Linked DNA regions of Mus musculus: region 2 is linked to region 1. The links are chromatin loops, found by intact Hi-C in ENCODE. Cell type or tissue: gastrocnemius. All regions are shown on one strand. Links, peaks and the distances in the headings refer to the core of each region. The heading gives the core; the rest is flanking DNA. Region 1 holds the start of Mtx2 (metaxin 2). Region 2 holds the start of Hoxd1 (homeobox D1).

Evidence for each region. Peaks named below come from ENCODE experiments on the same cell type or tissue, not always from the same donor. Only the 100,000 strongest peaks of a DNase experiment are listed, where the experiment ranks them.
Region 2: a loop joins it to region 1, with 2.4 times the contacts of the local background. A loop is called at or near these places in 3 of 42 quality-filtered maps.

Annotation. Positions count from the first base shown.
Region 1 is chr2:74,821,921-74,830,662 of GRCm38, reverse strand. It overlaps Mtx2 (metaxin 2), which reads right to left and starts at 4,851. Exons shown (of 10, transcript NM_016804.4): 1 at 4,620-4,851. The coding sequence starts at 4,659. In gastrocnemius, for the core only: no CTCF peak of the experiment used is centred there; DNase peaks (open chromatin) are centred at 4,409 and 4,824; H3K4me3 peaks cover 2,047 bases; H3K27ac peaks cover 1,682 bases.
Region 2 is chr2:74,762,512-74,771,253 of GRCm38, reverse strand. It overlaps Hoxd1 (homeobox D1), which reads right to left and starts at 8,274. Exons shown (of 2, transcript NM_010467.2): 1 at 7,501-8,274; 2 at 6,112-7,199. The coding sequence starts at 8,152. The coding sequence ends at 6,865. Haglr (Hoxd antisense growth associated long non-coding RNA) reads left to right here and starts at 8,358. Exons shown (of 3, transcript NR_110445.1): 1 at 8,358-8,475. In gastrocnemius, for the core only: no CTCF peak of the experiment used is centred there; a DNase peak (open chromatin) is centred at 8,332; H3K4me3 peaks cover 977 bases.

The sequences.
Region 1 (8,742 bases), core at 228-8,227:
CTCCCAGGGAAGGGACTGCAGAAATATCACACACACACACGCACACGCACAAAGAAATATCACAGGTACCAGATAAACAGTAAGATGCCTTAAATATTTCCAAAAGAAATATCAAAATGTATGCTAGCTCATGACCACTGGAAGGGAGAATAGCCAAACTATCATATATATTAAAACTCAGAGTCCTCAATTATAAAAAAAGAAAAATTCATAATTATTATTAAAACAGAACTATGTAAACATGTATCTCTATCTTACAAGTTAACCTCTTCCTTCTAAGAATACTAAATTATGACCAGAAACAAAATACTGTGGATAGCTGTTGGATCTAAGTTACATTTATAAATCACTTGAAGGTCAAGGTTAAACCCAGAATACCTTCTCTTCAGTTCTTGACTAAGTACAATCTTTTAATTTGAAAATTTAGTCACTTAAATTACAAAAGTAAAACAGGCTCACTATAGTAATCCAGATAAACCGGAAACATGACTCCTCCATTTTCTATCGTCATCTGTCATCCTCTCCTATTTTCTTGAAACTCCTAAGGAGAATTAGTTGAATTGTTCTGAAAGTTTTTCTTTGCTTAGGTAAGCATATATGTTCTGTCCGAACAGAACTTATTTAATAAGTTCATACACGACATATATAATACTACAACTTTTTACTTAATATAATTCTAGCTTGAAAGCTAACACATATCACATCTCTTTACCGTCAATACCTTTAAACACCCAAGTATACACATTGCTTTTATCATTCTATTTTATTATTATTCTTCCCACCACCAAGCCAGGATCTCTCTATATGGCCCAGACTATACCTGAACTGGCAATCCTCCTGCCTCTGCCTCCCTACTGCTACTATTACAAGTGTTCATCAGCATGTCAGAAATAAATTTGCCTTTTCAAATGACAAACATAATATTTTTAACACAGGTACAGAGTATATAAGGATTAAATCAAGCTACTTAACATATCCATAATCAATGCATCAACTTTCTTGTAGTAACATTAGAAATCTTTCCTTTTGGCTATTTTGAAATATACATTTGTGCTGGTAGGTTTCTGTCAAGTTTTCACAAACGTAGACATATTTTGGAAGTGTGAAGTCATTGAAAAAATTCTTCCATCAGACTGGTCTGTGGGCAAGTCTGTGGGGCACTTCCTTTATTAATGACTGATACCTGAGAGTCCAGTTCACTGTGGGTGGTGTGCCTACCCCTAGGCAGGTGGTCCTGGGTTGGTTGTATAAGAAAGCAGGATAAGAAAGCTACAGGGAACAAGTCAGTAAACAGTGGTCCTCCTCCTCCATAGTTGCCTGCCCAGGCTTCCCTTCATGATAGACTATGATTCAACTATAAACTGAAATACACCCTTCCTTCTTTTGGTCACAGCAATAGAAATCTAAGAAAGACAACATTACTACCACTTGTAGTCACCGTGAGAGGAAACAAACAGAAAACACACACACACACACACACACACACACACACTCATTCATTCCTTGAGTTTAAATGATTCATGTCACCATGAATGAAATAATTACCTTCCTGTTAAGAATATCTAGTATTCTTTTGTATATATGCCCATCTCTTTGATCCATTCGTCTGCTGACAGACACCTGGTTTGCTTCCATATCTTGGCTATTATGATTAGTGCTAACAATGGAATACTCTCTAACAACTCATTTATTTTAGGTACTGTTGAAACTGTTTGATTGGTATATCATAATCTGATATACATCTGAGACATCCTTATGTTTTTTACTAGTAGAAATAATGCTATAATGAAGATTATTGTATAGTTCTTTGAGGAATTGGTCCTCAAATGTCTATCAAATAAATCCACATACAGATGATTTCTGGATTAGAATATAATATCTTTGGAAATATTGCTAGGTTAGGCTCCTAAAGGGAGCCTAATTTACACTCACTAAAAGTGAGAAAGTAAGATTTCTCTACTCTATATGCCCCTGACAATACTAGAGATTATCATATTCACTTTTGCCTAAATTGAAAAATTATCAGTTACTCGTGGAGGGCAACTTTTCACCTGGTCATTCTCTAGTTGTATTTCTCCTTTTATGAAATACTTATTCAGAATTTTTTGCCTTTCTTTTGGGAGTTTTTGTTATAATTAAATGTTTTTCTTATTATATATATACATATATATAGTGGAGATTTATTTATATTTATGGTGGAGATTTTATTGTTGTTGTTTGTTTTGCTTCAAACATGTTCTCCCTATAAAGCCCAGCCAGGCTGGCTACCCTCAAGCCTGTAATAGTCTCTTGTCTCAGCCTCCCAAGTGCTTGTGACTACAAGCAAGAGCCCCACACCCAGCTCTTCATGGTGTCTTTTTTTTTAATATTTTTTTATTACATATTTTCCTCAATTACATTTCCAATGCTATCCCAAAAGTCCCCCATACCCTCCCCACCCCCAACTCCCCTACCCACCCATTCCCACTTTTTGGCCCTGGCGTTCCCCTGTACTGGGGCATATAAAGTTTGCAAGTCCAATGGGCCTCTCTTTCCAGTGATGGCCGACTAGGCCATCTTTTGATACATATGCAGCTAGAGTCAAGAGCTCCGGGGTACTGGTTAGTTCATAATGTTGTTGCACCTACAGGGTTGCAGATCTCTTTAGCTCCTTGGATACTTTCTCTAGCTCCTCCATTGGGGGCCCTGTGATCCATCCAATAGCTGACTGTGAGCATCCACTTATGTGTTTGCTAGGCCCCGGCCTAGTCTCACAAGAGACAGCTATATCAGGGTCCTTTTAGCAAACGCTTGCTAGTGTATGCAATGGTGTCATCGTTTGGAGGCTAATTATGGGATGGATCCCTGGATATGGCAGTCTCTAGCTGGTCCATCCTTTTGTCTCAGCTCCAAATTTTGTCTCTGTAACTCCTTCCATGGGTGATTGTTTCCAATTCTGAGAAGGGGCAAAGTATCCACACTTTGGTCTTTGTTCTTCTTCAGTTTCATGTGTTTTGCAAATTGTATCTTATATCTCCGGTATACTAAGTTTCTGGGCTAATATCCACTTATCAGTGAGTACATATCATTTGAGTTCTTTTGTGATTGTGTTACCTCACTCAGGATGATGCCCTCCAGGTCCCATGGTGTCTTTTAACATCAAAAACTTTCTATATTCTTATACAACCATTTCGATTATGGAATGTATACTCCATGTTTTGCTTAGAAACTCCTGCTATCCAATCTTACAAAAATAATACCCTGTATTTGCCCTTGTTTTTTTCCCTATTATTTTATTGTAAGTTCGTTTGTGCTACATTTAAATCTTTAATACATCGAGAATTAATTCATGCTATATTTTGACTTAGGAGCTGTTCCTATACTACTTTCTATTTACTGAACTATCTAGCTTTAAATATGTCCTACTACCATAACAGACCACTACAAGCACCTTAAGACAAATACAAACTTCCTGGGGATTTGTAAACTTCACTAACTGAGGTAGAATTCTGAACTTATCAAAAGTTTATCAAATACCATTTCTTGTTTTCTTGTTGAAAAGAAATCACACATTGGATATATACATTCAGAATACAAACATATACTGTGAAATGATTTATGACATAGTATCAGTCTAAAATAAACCACTGACCTCAAGTCAGAGGCCTGACTTTTTCAACCTCACTGATAAAGTCAGAGAGAAACATTACTTGAAATCTGTGTTATTTACTCAAGTCATGGGTATTTAAAGAGAACTGACAGACAGGTCCTAGGATACAATGGGAAACAAAATTCCCTGCTTTCATGAAGCTTACAATCTCTCTTCTATCCTCTCTCCTATAAAATGCTATTTTAAAGGAAATCTAAGTTCACACAAATTCAATACAATGGAAAGCGTTTCGAAAAGTTGATAACACATTATACTTTCATTTCCAATGTACTACTTTACCCCAAATACGACTGTTTATCTTAGTGACTATCTCCTCATTCGAACGTTGAAAACACTGCTGGAATTAACATTCATCCCATTAACTTGACTCTTTTTTTCTATCATAGCCACTTTCGCCAAAATAAAAACTTCAATACGAATGTGTGTGTGTGTGTGTGTGTGTGTGTGTCAAAAGATGTTTACTTTCTTTAAACTTCATGCCCATTAAGAATAATTCAAAGAATCCCACAGACTTTGCAAATGGCTTGGAGAACAACTCGGGTGACCCATCAACAACAGGTAAAGAAGGGCAGCTCAAGAGTGACAGTCACCTTAAACTTGAGAACCCAAGAGCAGAGAGGCTGCCCTATTCCCACGGAAACCTTGGGGGAGGCGAGGACCCAACCCGTGGCCACGCCCCCACCTCGATCCCCAGCCCCGGGCCTCCGCCACCTAAACCGCGGAGTCGGGGAACAAAGCGCCGCGGAGGGAGTGAGGTCAGGACTCTGTCCCTGCAGGGTGACCTTGGCCATGTGTCCTCAGTTTCCTCATCCAGAAAGTGAGGCCAAGCCTCCATGGCCGCTGCCGCCTCCACCCGGGCTGTAGACTCAGCACCCTCGACCCACGGCTACAGGGAAACTCCAGCCCTCCGCCTCCCCACGCGGATCCCCGCCGCCACCCACGCCGCCCCGTCGGCGCCCACACGGGCTACCTGCGATCTGGGAGACGAACGCTTCCGCCACCAGAGACATGTCGGCTGCGAGGTCCTGCGCGCGCGCCTGAGCTCCGCGGCGCTCGGCGCCCTCCCGCGCGACCTCGGCGGCCTTCCCCCGGCAGCTGACGAGCTTCGCTGGGCCAACGCTAAGACGAGCAGAGCTCACCTCGGCAGCGGTGGCTCGGCCCGCAAGGTTACCGCCAGGCCGACCAAGCACTTCCGGCGTCGCTGACAACGCGCGCCGGCACTTCCGGCTGCTCCGCCCCGCGCGCTCCGGACCTGCGAGAGCCCTAAGAGAGCAGGCTCTCTGGCTAGAGTCTTTTGGATTTGATTGCAACCTTTCAGCAGTTCAACAAGACAGAAACAGCTTCAAGAGGTTCAAGTGCCTGGTCTGGTTCTACTGGAGCCCAGAAACTCAGGAATTCTCTCAATTCCACTAACTGTAGGATTCGGGGTCCATAGACTGATATTAGTGTTGGTTATTTGTTCAAATGCGCTAGCCAGAAGGAGGCTTACACAGCTTGTGAGCTGAGACATAATTTAATCTTTCAACTCCAAGCACCCAAAATGAAGCTTGGAGAATAAAGCACTTCAATTACTTGTTTCTGAGTGTAGAAGGAACAAGAGTAAAAGGAAGGGCGCTAGATCCCTTGAATCTTTCCTCTTAGTCTAATCTTTTTTTTTTTTAACTATAGGTTACAATTGACCAAAAATCATAAATATTACAGAATTAGAAAATTAGAAGCATAAAGTTACACTTGATTTCAGAAATCATTTGGTGAGCCAAAGCCCCCTTTCGCTGATGAGAACATGGCTCGGAGAGGTGAGACGATGTTGTTGTGTGTGTGTGTCAGTGTATAGACCCAAGACAACTTTTGGTACTTAGTTCTCTCCAACCATGTGGGTTCCAGGGATCCAACTCAAGTCTTCAGGCTCGGTAGCATAGCCCATACACACACATGCATCAGCTTGTACAGTGGTCAGTGTCTCAGTACCTCTTCAGTTGCTCTCCATCCTCTATTTTGAGATAGGGTCTCTCACTGAGAATCTGGAGCACAAGGATTAGGCTGGCCAACAACACTCGGAACTTGGTCTGTCCCTGCCCACCTCCCACCCAACCCTAGAGTAAACTACTGTACCTGGCCTGCCTCTGCCTCCCGAGTGCTGGGATTAAAGGTGTGCACCACCACGCCTGGCGATTTTGTTTCTTGTCCACAGATCTCTGACCCTCCATTACAGTTTATTGTCTAAATTTCTGTTCATATACTTAAGTAGTATATTGCTTTCTTAGAGGTGCGGGACAGATTATCACACACTGGGTGTTTAAAACAACGGATGCATTTACTCTCTGGTTCTGGAAGCTAGAAGTCTGAGGTTAAAGTGTTGGCAAGACGATGCTTGCTCTCAAGGACATAGAAATAAATGTCCTTCCTCCATCTGCCCAGCTTCTAGGATTTCCAGGGTTCCTGGGCATTCCATGGCTTTAGACAAGTCATTTCCACCTTTGCTCCCACCATTAGGCAACATTCTCCCTTGCATCTGTTTGTCCAAACTTCTGTCTTCCACTGAAGGCACCAGCCAATGGATTAAGGCCTACTCATTTTTTTTATGACCTCTTCTTGGTTTTATCTGCAGAGCCAATTTGCAAATATGGTCACATCCATAAATACCAGAGGCTAGTATATAGAAGTCTTCTCAGAGGACATAAAATGGTAAGAAGTTTTGAAGAGTAAACCAGAGCAGGTATCAGTAGCCCCCACAGCAAATGAGAAGTCTATTCAACCAAACTTAAGCTTCCTCATTTAAATAGACACAAAGTACTTCTGAAAGCATCTTTTTCTCTGCCTGAAGTTCAGAGTTCATGAGAGGCTTATAGAAACACAAGGAAGATGGTAGGATGCCATCTGTTTGTGCTGAGGGAGGAAACCCCAACAGTGTATGTGGCACCCAGTTTCCTCCTCATCCTGAGGTTGATATTGACCCAGAGAAATGAGCTGTTGTAGGTATCTTCCTGCCAATCAACCCTTCCATTCTTGTCCTTTACACAAGGGATTTTATGTACGTACGGCTTTGAAAAACTGGAAGTCTATTGTCACATCAAGTTGTGCTGGCCTCTTTTATCCGTTGCCTTTCTGAAGCTATAGATGCTATGCTCTGACTGTTTTGGATCAGATGTAGTGTCCTATCCCAGGATTTGACTGGGAAAACAATAAGCAAGTGTGAGGGGTAGAGGTGAGCCCCAAATGGAGAAGGATGCTAGAGTCAGAGGCTGGAGACAGATTGGGGAGCAAGAGAGCGAGAGTCAGACAAATGGAATGATTCTGCAGTTTCAGTCGGCATGCTACACAGGAACACAGATAAACAGGGGCTGGGGTGCCTCTGAAGCACTGGGTTAAGACACTCTGCCTTTGCTACTAAAGCAAGTGTCTTAACCTGCCCTAGATGCTAGAAGAAAATACCTTAGACTGGTTAAGGTTAATTTGTCTTTTTCTTTTTTTTTTTAAGCAGAGTCTTTCTACATAGCCCTGGCTGCCTGGCTGTCCTAGAACTATGTAAACCAGGCTGGCCTCAAATTTACAGACGTTCCTACCTCTGCCTCTAGAGGATTAAAGGTATGATCCACCACACCTAGCTAGACTGGGTCATTTTTAAGCAGCAGGTTTATTGCTCAGTTTGAAAAGCTCTTCAATCCAAAACCAAGGCTTCTGTAGATCCAATGTCTGGTAGGGAAAGGAGGACTCGTAAAGGAAAGGCACTAGATCCCATGAGTCTTCTTCCCTCTTAGCCTGATCGTTTTTTAAATTATAGGTTACAATTGAAGAAAAATCATAAGTATTAGGGAATTGGAAGCGTGAAGTAACACTTGTAATAGAAGCGTGAAGCTACATTTTTTAAAAAAAGCAACTTTTTTTTGTACAAGTGTTGTAATAAGGCTTTTAATTCCATGTGAGGAAGGAACCCTCCCAAAGCTGTCTCTCTCTTAAATACTATCATATTGCTGATTGAGTTTCAACATTTGAATTTGATGGGGTACCAGCATTCAGACCGCAGAAGCTAGCCTTTTGAAAAAGAAAATTAAAAATGAGATCTGCTGGGGTACTGTCTGTACTCGGGTTTCCTTTTTTCTTTTTTTATTGTAGGCAAGGATGCTGAATCCTCCACAGCATATGGATTTACTTGTTTCTCTCTGACTGACAGTTCTTTTGCTTCCCACACAAGCGAATTTAGGCTGAGGAGAATGTGTAATGTGGGAGGTCTTTATTACTAAAAATTAAATCCAATAAGATGCAGATGTCCTGACGGTGCCCACAAACAAGCTTCGTTTGTAAGAAAGAGCCAACTGGAGAAAATATATTTATGCATCTGTATTAGAACAACTGGCAGATTTAAAACTGAAGATCTGTTTAAGATCACCACAATTAAGGGAAATACAAGAAAACAAGCCACTGGAATTTTTAAGAATGGGGTTATGAAACAAAAGTGCTGTAGAATCCATATGTTACTATAAGGATAGTCACACGATTATTGAAAATAAATTATTAATGCATGACATTAGCAGTCTTATTGTTTGCCCTAATAAAATCATTTACTTGCCAAATTATTCTGTCATAGAATAGTTGCATGTCTCCAACCTAGACTTTATGTTACTGAATTACATGTAAGAAAATGCTCAATTATTGGGTTATGTAAACATAAAATACTACGACATTTTATGTACATTTCATTTTTTTGACAGAATATTAAGACTTTGTAAGTATTTTTGAAGGATGTCTTCAAGAGAAAACTCTTATCTGTGATCCCGTCAAAAGGAAATTATTGCTTTGATAATGAAATAGTAAGCTCTAGGCTTCTTAAGTTAGTTCCCTCCTCTATTATCAACAGATTTAATAATGGCTAATTCAGTTAACCCAAAGAGGATGTTATACAGTTAAAAGACAAAAAAAACTTTAGATAACTCTAAGCTACTCCAAACATTTTTTCTCTTTTCATTTCTTTTTTTTCTATTGTTTTTTATTTTTATTTTTAAAGTTGGGGTGAGGTAGATCTTGATGTGTATCCCAAACTGTCCTCAAACTCATCTCTTCAGGTGCTGGGACTAAAGATGTGTGCCACCATGCAT
Region 2 (8,742 bases), core at 467-8,466, 60 kb after region 1:
TTTCTGAGCAAACATAAAATAATTGTTTCCCTGTGGCTTTTATGATAGTTCTGAGTGTTATTTATCCTTATTCTTCTCTCTTCTCCTTCTCTCTTCTCCTTCTCTCTTCTCCTTCTCTCTTCTCCTTCTCTCTTCTCCTTCTCTCTTCTCCTTCTCTCTTCTCCTTCTCCTCCTTCTCCTCCTCCTCCTCCTCCTCCTCCTCCTCCTCCTCCTCCTCCTCCTCCTCCTCCTCCTCCTCCTCCTCCTCCTTCTTCTTCTTCTTCTTCTTCTTCTTCTTCTTCTTCTTCTTCTTCTTCTTCTTCTTCTTTTAACAACAGATAGATTCCACCACAGAAATCCACAATGGTCAAAATGCAGCAAACAAAGGACTGTGAGTACCCATCTCCTATAGATGTATCTAGCATTCAACCTCTAAACCTAAGATTCACAGAGGAAGCAATGGGAAGACTGTAAGAGTCAGAGGATCAGCACTGTCACAACATAGTGTCCTCTCTATGCAACAGGGAATTGCACTCATGAAATGTGAACAAGACCTAGACAACGACAACACCAACTGACATCCCAGCGTGGATGGGAGCATCACACAAGGACCCACCCCTAGATAAAGAGCTACAGGCTGCTAAGAGATGGATCAGTCTTCTCCAGGGCCAAGCACACGGATGGGTGTCCAGTCCCAAGAGATCAACGCTAAACACATGTACATATGAGCAACACTAAGTGGACTCAGCTGGTTGTATTTATATGCACTTATGTAAATGGATAAATAGACAGCCAGGCAGGTAGGCAGGCAGAAGACAGACAGGCAAACAGACATCTAAGAATGATAAAGAAGAAAAGGTCATGAAAGTTGAGTCGGAATAGGGGGAGCAGAGAAGTTGGAGGGGAAATAGTGTGTGGTGGAAATGATGTAAATACAGCACTCACATGAAATTCATAAAGTTAAAATGATCTTTTTTTCAAGAGAGAATGATAAATTCAACTGTGGAGGGTTCCACAATGTAGTAAAGCCAATTAAATAGCCAGCACATCCTAATTCATGATACCTAGTCCCCCAAATACTATGTATATGAATTCATATGTCATTTTGGATGGCAAAAAAAAAATGAAGGGATGTATGATAGACTTAGCTTTACCATGCCTGGGATGAGCCAGTACACTGTGAAGTGTTTAATGGTCATCTTTATTACTTCCAGGCTTCTCCTGAGCCTCAGACCCTTAATTCAACGAGAGTGCAGCCATTACAAGTATTGTTTTACCAAGCTTCCTGTTACTGTAATAAAATACCCAAGGCAATGAACTTTAAAAGACAGAAGGTTTATTTTGGTTCACAGTTTTAGAGACTTCAGTCCCATGTCATATTGGTCCCATGTCTTTCATCCTCCAGCAAGACAATATGTCATGGTGGGGAGCAGCAAAGCTTCTCACTTCATGACCAAGATAGGAAAGAGAAAAGAACCAAAATTCGGATTCAAGGGCATACGCTCAATACATTCAACCAAGGCCAGGATTTCAAATGAGCCACCTCAGTTGAGAACAAGGATCAAAGAAACGAGCCAGGTACCAGGACATGGCTTCCTGAGAGGTCATAAAACCTGAGCCAGTGTTGGAGGGAAAATGTCCCAAGACGTTCTGAGGTGAATGCAGAGGGGACTCTATGGTGTCAAATAGAAAGGGGGAGAGATTTGATTATGCACACACCCATTCACTTGGGTCTCACACATTTTAATGGAACGGAATAGATTTGAGGTTTTTGATGTTCTGGAAGTTATCAACATTGAAGGATAGAGCTAAGGCAGTGAGTTTTAGAATCTGAACATGGAATGTTTACCTTCACTTGAGAAGTCTCTTGTTAGATCCCAGTTTATCTATTCAAGAGGAAGCAGTAACTTCTGGCAGGCTGTAACGGTAGCTTTTTATTCACATCAACAGCAGAGAGAAGCACTATGTAGATCCTACATTAACAAGTTCTGAAGCCAAATAGATGACTTTCTAAAGGACCAGACATGAACTTGAAACCAACAGCTTGTCAATATTAATCTACAAAACTTGGTAATATTAAGTAGTATTTTCAGTGATAACCAAGAGAGTAAAGGATTGCAGCGAAATACTAAGGTCACAAAGATACTTAATGACTACCCAGAGCAATCTACCCTTTATTTTGTAGAAGGAGCTGATGTCAGGGAAGTTATTTTTTTCTTTTAGTTATAAAACCTAACTGATGATAAACCCCAGGTCACCTCTCTTCCAGTGGTCACTTTTTCCTCAAGGCTTTCAGCTCAGCCTTTTGACTCCACCCAGCAGAGGAACTAGCAATGCAGCTCTGGTGTCTCCATCGGAACCTTCCTCTGTCTTGGAAGCAGAAGCACGCAGCTGAGAACCTGTGAGTTAAGAGGCACTCCCATTTTCTGCAGTGATATAGGCAGGCCAGGGGCCCAGAGGCCCAGAAGAGCACATGACTGGAGGGTGCAATAGAGTACCAACCAGCCCTCATCTCCCCTTATTTGCTAGCTGATGCATTTGAAAGAAATCAACAAGGGTTCTGGTTCCTCAAAGTTGGGAGAAAGCAACAGTGCCTGTCAGCAGGAGCAAGGACTGGTCAATGAGATAAAGAAATCAGTTCAAGGAAGAGGTGGACAAGCATTTCCATGAGCCCAACAAAACCGAAGCTGAATTCATCGGGATCCTTTCTGGTCCCATGAAAGCCTTATCTCTCAGCCATAGTTTTGTATTCGTCTTCTTAATGGAGCCCTTTCAAACTGCATAGGTGCAGGCTCCTGATGATAGGATGTACTCAACAGTTTGATGTCCCCTAAAAATGCGTTGCAATTGCCTGTGGCTTGTTTTGTTAACTGTTGCAAGTTCAAATGACCACTTTCTGGCCCTCCTTTCCCAATGACATCAATAATAGGATGTGAAGCAGAAGAGATAATGTTGAAAGTTCTACAAGCTAAGTGATAGATAGTCTTTTTCATATGAATATTTAGGATCTCTTTCCTCTTAGTTTATTATTGAATTTAATTTAACAGTTTCTGTTGAAATTATATTTCTGAGCAACAAGGATAATTTAAGAAGCAATTACAAATGAGATGTTCAATAGAGCTGTTTTGCATATTTATTGCATTTTCATATCTTGGAAACAGGATAGAGGTAAAAAACAATGAAATCTTGATTTCTATTTAGATAGAGATTTATCATTATTTGTGAGATATGTCCACCATGGTTTTACTTTAAAACCACAAATAAAGTTTTAACAATGGGCATTTTTCTTGTTGAGAGGTCTGTGGTCAGACTAAACATCTCACAGAACCTGATTAGATCCTGAGGTTTTCAAATTCAATATTCAGCAAGTATAGAGCACTTCTTTGGCCATAAGAAATAATTAAGAACTTCGGGGCTGATGTAACTTGCCTGAGCCTGCTTCACTTTCTATGATGACATGATAATCAGACATAACCTCTTCTTGTATTGTGTCCCGTCACACATAGGTTTGAGGCAGAATAAATCACTCATGATTAATCTTTTCACAATCTAGGTGGCATTGCTTTAAGGTTTTTCCATCATCAAGGTCTTCATTTGCCAATAGTCAAGTTAGAGAAATTTTATGTTATTGAATTCTTTCCTTTTCCTCCCAATTATCTTGAATCCAGAAAAGTAGACACTCTGTCATTATATGAAGACAAAGGAACATTGAATACTTAATTATACAACAGCCAGAACTGTCCATTGTGTATTCATTCTTATAATAGATTGCTGGAGGGTGAATTAGCATATTTAGTTTGAAATCTTGTGAGATATAAATGGGGTTGTTTTAGTGGCTACTCTTTGCATGTCAGCGTCAGAGTACAAAGATGGCTGCTGTAAAATAGCACAGAGCTCCCACTAGTATGTAGGAGAGTGTTCCCTAAGTGAATCACATGATAAGCTGTGGTTGACGATGTCTAAAATCCACCTTTTCTGAGCTCCCGCAGTGTCCCTGTGATCCTACAGACTTGCTTCCCTAGCAACAACTTTTTCCACATGGAAATCTGAAAATCAAATACGCAAAAGCCATTGAGTCGTAGCATTCTCTATAGTGTTTCTTTACTGGAAGAGATCTCCAAAGGTCACCTAGTTCGTCCCATCTCCAGCCAGGACTCTTCCTAATACTGAATATAGCTGTATAGTGATCTGCATTAAGAAAGCTTTTAAAGATCCCTGGGGTTGGTCAAAAAATAGCTAATATTGGCCTGATTCATAGAACAGCATTATATGAATGTCAAAATAGCCACCTTCATCAAGGAAGACATCCATCAGGGCTGTTAAGTGCTAGGGCCAGCTTCATGAGAAACACACTTTACTTTCTCAGAGAACGGGTGGTAGATTAAAGAAATGATCCAGGGTGGTAGTAGTTTTTGTTTAGGTAGTTCAATGCTTGTCTAAAAGGAAAGACTAGTCATGTCAAAGACCACAGCAGGAAACTCTTAGAGGTGACTACAGAGGAGCAATTAAGTAGGACTTCTAACAAGTCTTTTCAAACAGCTGTAGAATGCAGAGAGGAAGCAGCTGTTTTAAGCAAGATCTGATCCGCATCAAGTTATTGAGAGGCAAATAATAAAACATGAGAATAATATCAACAGACCTACTCATAAAGTGATCTCCTCCCCCCCCCCTCCAACAGCTGAGGTTGTTAGAACTTGAATTCTTTCAACTCCATGAGATGGTAGATGAGGACAAGAATTCAGGTGCAATTTCACATTCCTATCACATTGCTGCGTATCAAGAAAAGTCATCGTCCACTGTTGTCTAGACTTTTGAGTTATCAGAGTTGGCGTGCTTGTACTACAGCCTAAACATAATAGCATACAGTTTCTGTGGGACTCATTTGCACCTTTAAGTCTTTCTGTTGAGCTATCTAGAAGTCTTAAGGAAGTGGGGAGAAAGTAGGAGAAACATCCTAACTTGATAAAGTACCCACTTGCTTATATGTGTTTCTATTGCACTTTTCTTCCCCGTTTATGTAACTGCGAGGTAGCCCAGGAGCCCTGCTGACTGTGGGCACCTTCTGCAGAAGGGAGACTAAGTGAAAAATAAGAGTAGAGGGTTTTGTGTTTTGTTTATTTGTAATCTACCCTCTGGCCAGATTTCAAGTTGTACCTCTTCTAAGAAATTAATTTAAAAATATTCCACTGTTAAAAACAGACAAGTAGCCAGTGGTTTTGGCTCACACCTTTAATTCAAGCACTTGGGAGGCAGAGGCAGGAGCATTTCTGTGAGTTCAAGGCCAACGTGGTCTACAGAGTGAGTTGCAAGACAGCCAGGGCTACCCAACCTTGCCTCAGAAAACTAAAACAAACAAACAAACAAACAAACAAACAAGCACCAGACAAGTACCCTGTGTTCTCAGCCAGAGCCTGATCTGGCTTATAGGAAAAGAATGCTGGCTTATAGGAAGAGGATGCTCTTAATTCTGGCTCCTCTCAGCCTCCTTTAGATAGGAAATCGGCCAATGGGAACTTTTGGGTGGGCAGCGGCTTTGCTCAGAGAACACAAAGGATAAAGAAACAAAGTCTTCAGGTCACCTTTCCACTTCCTTTTGTGACAACAGGAGAAAAAGAAAAAGGAGATCTCCCCAAGTGTCTCTGGATTTTCAGCAGTCCTGTAATGGGCTCCCAGCCCTTGAGTTAATGTGCATGTCCACCATAAAGCTCAGGGGAAAGAACTATTTCCGTAGTGTTTTGAATTTAGCAGAGTAGCTCTCTGCTATGTACATCAGATTTGCCCAGATAATTATGGATTATTTGCTTTGTGCTTACAACCTGTAAGAAGCGTTACTTTTGCCGGGCGTAGTGGTCCATGCACACTCTTAATTCCAGCACTCAGGATACAGAAACAAGCAGATCTCAGAGTTCAAGGCCAGCCTGGTCTACAGAGTGAGTTCCAGAACAGTTAGGGCTACAAAGAGAAACTCTTATAAAACAAAACAAAACAAAACAAAAACAAAAAACAACGAAGAGGAGACGGTGATGGTGGGGGTGGTACTTTTAGGTCCCCAATGTAAATAAACTCCCATTTTGAAACTGGATCAGCTTAAGGAATCAAAATGAAAGGGATGTAAGAAAAGGCAGAGAATAGTAGATTCTGTAACTTTTATTACCAAAAAAAAAAAAAAAAAGTCAAAATCTTTACATGCTATGCATGACATTAAATGTCATATATAAGGTTCACTGCAAGCAAATCTTTAAAAAATATACATACTGTATATATTTACACTTCAAGTTTGAGTAACTGATGCCAAGGTATAATTCAGATTCTAATCCTTACCTACCCTGTGGATTTGTTCCGCTACTAACTAAACAGTGATTGTGTTTCTTCACCCAGGCACACGAAGAGGTAGGAGCGCCACTTTAAATAAACAAACTGGAGCACAATATGAAGATCATCATTGAAGCAGCTTAGCTACATAGAGGAAACCCTAGCTAGCTTTGATCATCTCAGGAAGCTGAATATATGTAGTCTGTCCAGGAAATTAAAACTGAAACAACTTCAGAGAGATACGTTTCTGACCACACTAGACTAAGAAGGCCTGCCACTCTGCACCCGAGAATTTTAAGTGGCTCACATAGCAGCGTTTAGGCAGGTAGCTAAGACACCTTTCCTCCCCATGAGGCAAAAATAATATGCGAATAAAAGATATCAAATATATATCTCTATACACAGCCTCTGGAACTCAGAAGCCAATTTAGACAATTCCTTTGCCAAGTAAAATCCGTATTAATTTCTACCCATGCCCACCTCCAGCCCAAACTAAGCTCTCAAGTCTATTCAAAGGTGGGGAGCAGTCTGTGACTTCTGTAGACCCAAGGTCCTCAGCCTTAAGAGTGGGCCTCAGGAAGGCTCTTGAGCCTGAGAAGGGCTTCCTAGATTCCGGCCAGATTTGATGGGACTTGTTTCTGACCGGGGAAGCTTAATCGAGGCCACAGAGGCAGCTGTGGCCAGAAGCCCCTCTCGTTCCCTCTTCTTCTGCTTCATCCTACGGTTCTGGAACCAGATTTTGACCTGGGTGTCATTCAGCTGTAAACAGTTGGCTATCTCGATGCGTCGGGCTCTAGTTAGGTACTTATTGAAATGAAACTCTTTCTCTAGCTCTGTCAGTTGCTTGGTGCTGAAATTTGTGCGGATGGCACTGGGAGGGCTTGTGGCTCCATATTCGGACAGTTTGCCTGCAACATAAAGACAAGGTGTGAGCAGGAGGAGGAGATGCTGAAACTATCCAGTGGAGCTAAGACTTAGAATCAAAGTCACAGCGCAGCCCTCCTGAGTGATGGACACAGCTGAACCAGAAGAAGCGCTCTGCTGAGGCCTCTCAGCTCCTGGGGCATTTTCTGACCCTGGGCTCTGACCAGGGCTTAGGAGTAGAATCTCTCTCCAGGGTTGGTGGCCACACGCTCCCGGCTCTTCACGAAGGAGGCGCCCCCCCCCCCCGAACCCCCAGGTGCCTCCCCTCAGCGCCCACCTCCTTACTTTTCTTGGGGGCGTTCCTCTTCACTTTCATCCACTCGAAAGTGCTGTGGGCGGCCGGGAGGCTGGAGGTGGGAGAGGCCGGCTTGGGGCAGGCTCCAGGGGCCGGGGACACAGTCTGAAAGGGCCCGGGGTGGCCGTCTGCGGGCTCCTTGAGACACGCGGGGAAGGGGCCAGGCTCGCCAAAGGCAGCGAAGTCCACCTGGCCGCTGAGCAGGAATGATCCCCCGCCGGAGAAGACCGCCGAGGTGGCATAGTGGACGTGCGCCCCGCCCTCGTCCGCCGCTCTCCCAAGTGCGCCCGGGAAGTCAAACGCCGGCCCGGACCCCAAGAAGCCATACTCGGCGGCAGAGGCAGGTGCGGCGCCCCGCTCGTAGGCGCCTTCCAGGGTGCAGGGCGCGTACCGGGGCGCGGCGGGCTGTGGGACCGGGGACTGAGCGGGGCCTGCGGGAGGCGACGGCGTGGGCCGAGCGGTGGCCAGGGGCAGGCAGCTCACGAAGGCGCCGTCTCCGCTGCCCAGGGGGAAGGCCGGCTGCAGGGCCACAGGGCGCGCGTCGGCGCGGCAGAACTTGGGTGCGAAGCCGAGCACGTCGCCGCCTACCCCTCCGCTGCCACCGCCCGCGGCGCACGACACGTACTCCAGGTAAGAGCTCATGGCTCGCTCCGCACGACCTAGGCGCCGCACCCTGCAGGTCTGCGCAGCTCCGCCTTCCCGCTACCCCCGCTGCCCTCGCCGAGCCATGGCGAGCGAGCCCGAGGTAAATAGTGGCTTCATATACCGGCGGCGGCAGCCACGTGGCGCCAGCCAGCCAATCGGCGCCTTCCCCGCACTGGCCGGTCCCGACTGGAGTGCGGTTCCACGCGCCTGCCTTGCTGCCAACTTAGCCAAAGTGGCTGAGGGGCCTCCGCCCAGCTCGGGGGAGAGCGGCGCCGGCGGAAGGGCGGGGCGAGAGCCCTGGACATCAGCTCCTGGGACAGGTATTGCGGGAGAAAGGCAGGGAAGGGCGAGGGATGCAGCGGTCAGGGCTGGTCCCTCTCGGGACCCCTTGGGCTATTTCCCGGGGAATGATGGGCGAGCCTGGATGATGCTGGGTAACAGTATTGCTTTTGCCCTGAGGGGACTCTACCCAGCCCTCCCTCTGAGAAGGTCAAGTTACTCTTGCCCCTCTTTGGGGGGGGGGGGGTGCATTCGGGTTTCCTTGACCCAGAAATCCCTCTTGTCCTAAACCTAGAACAGACATTCCT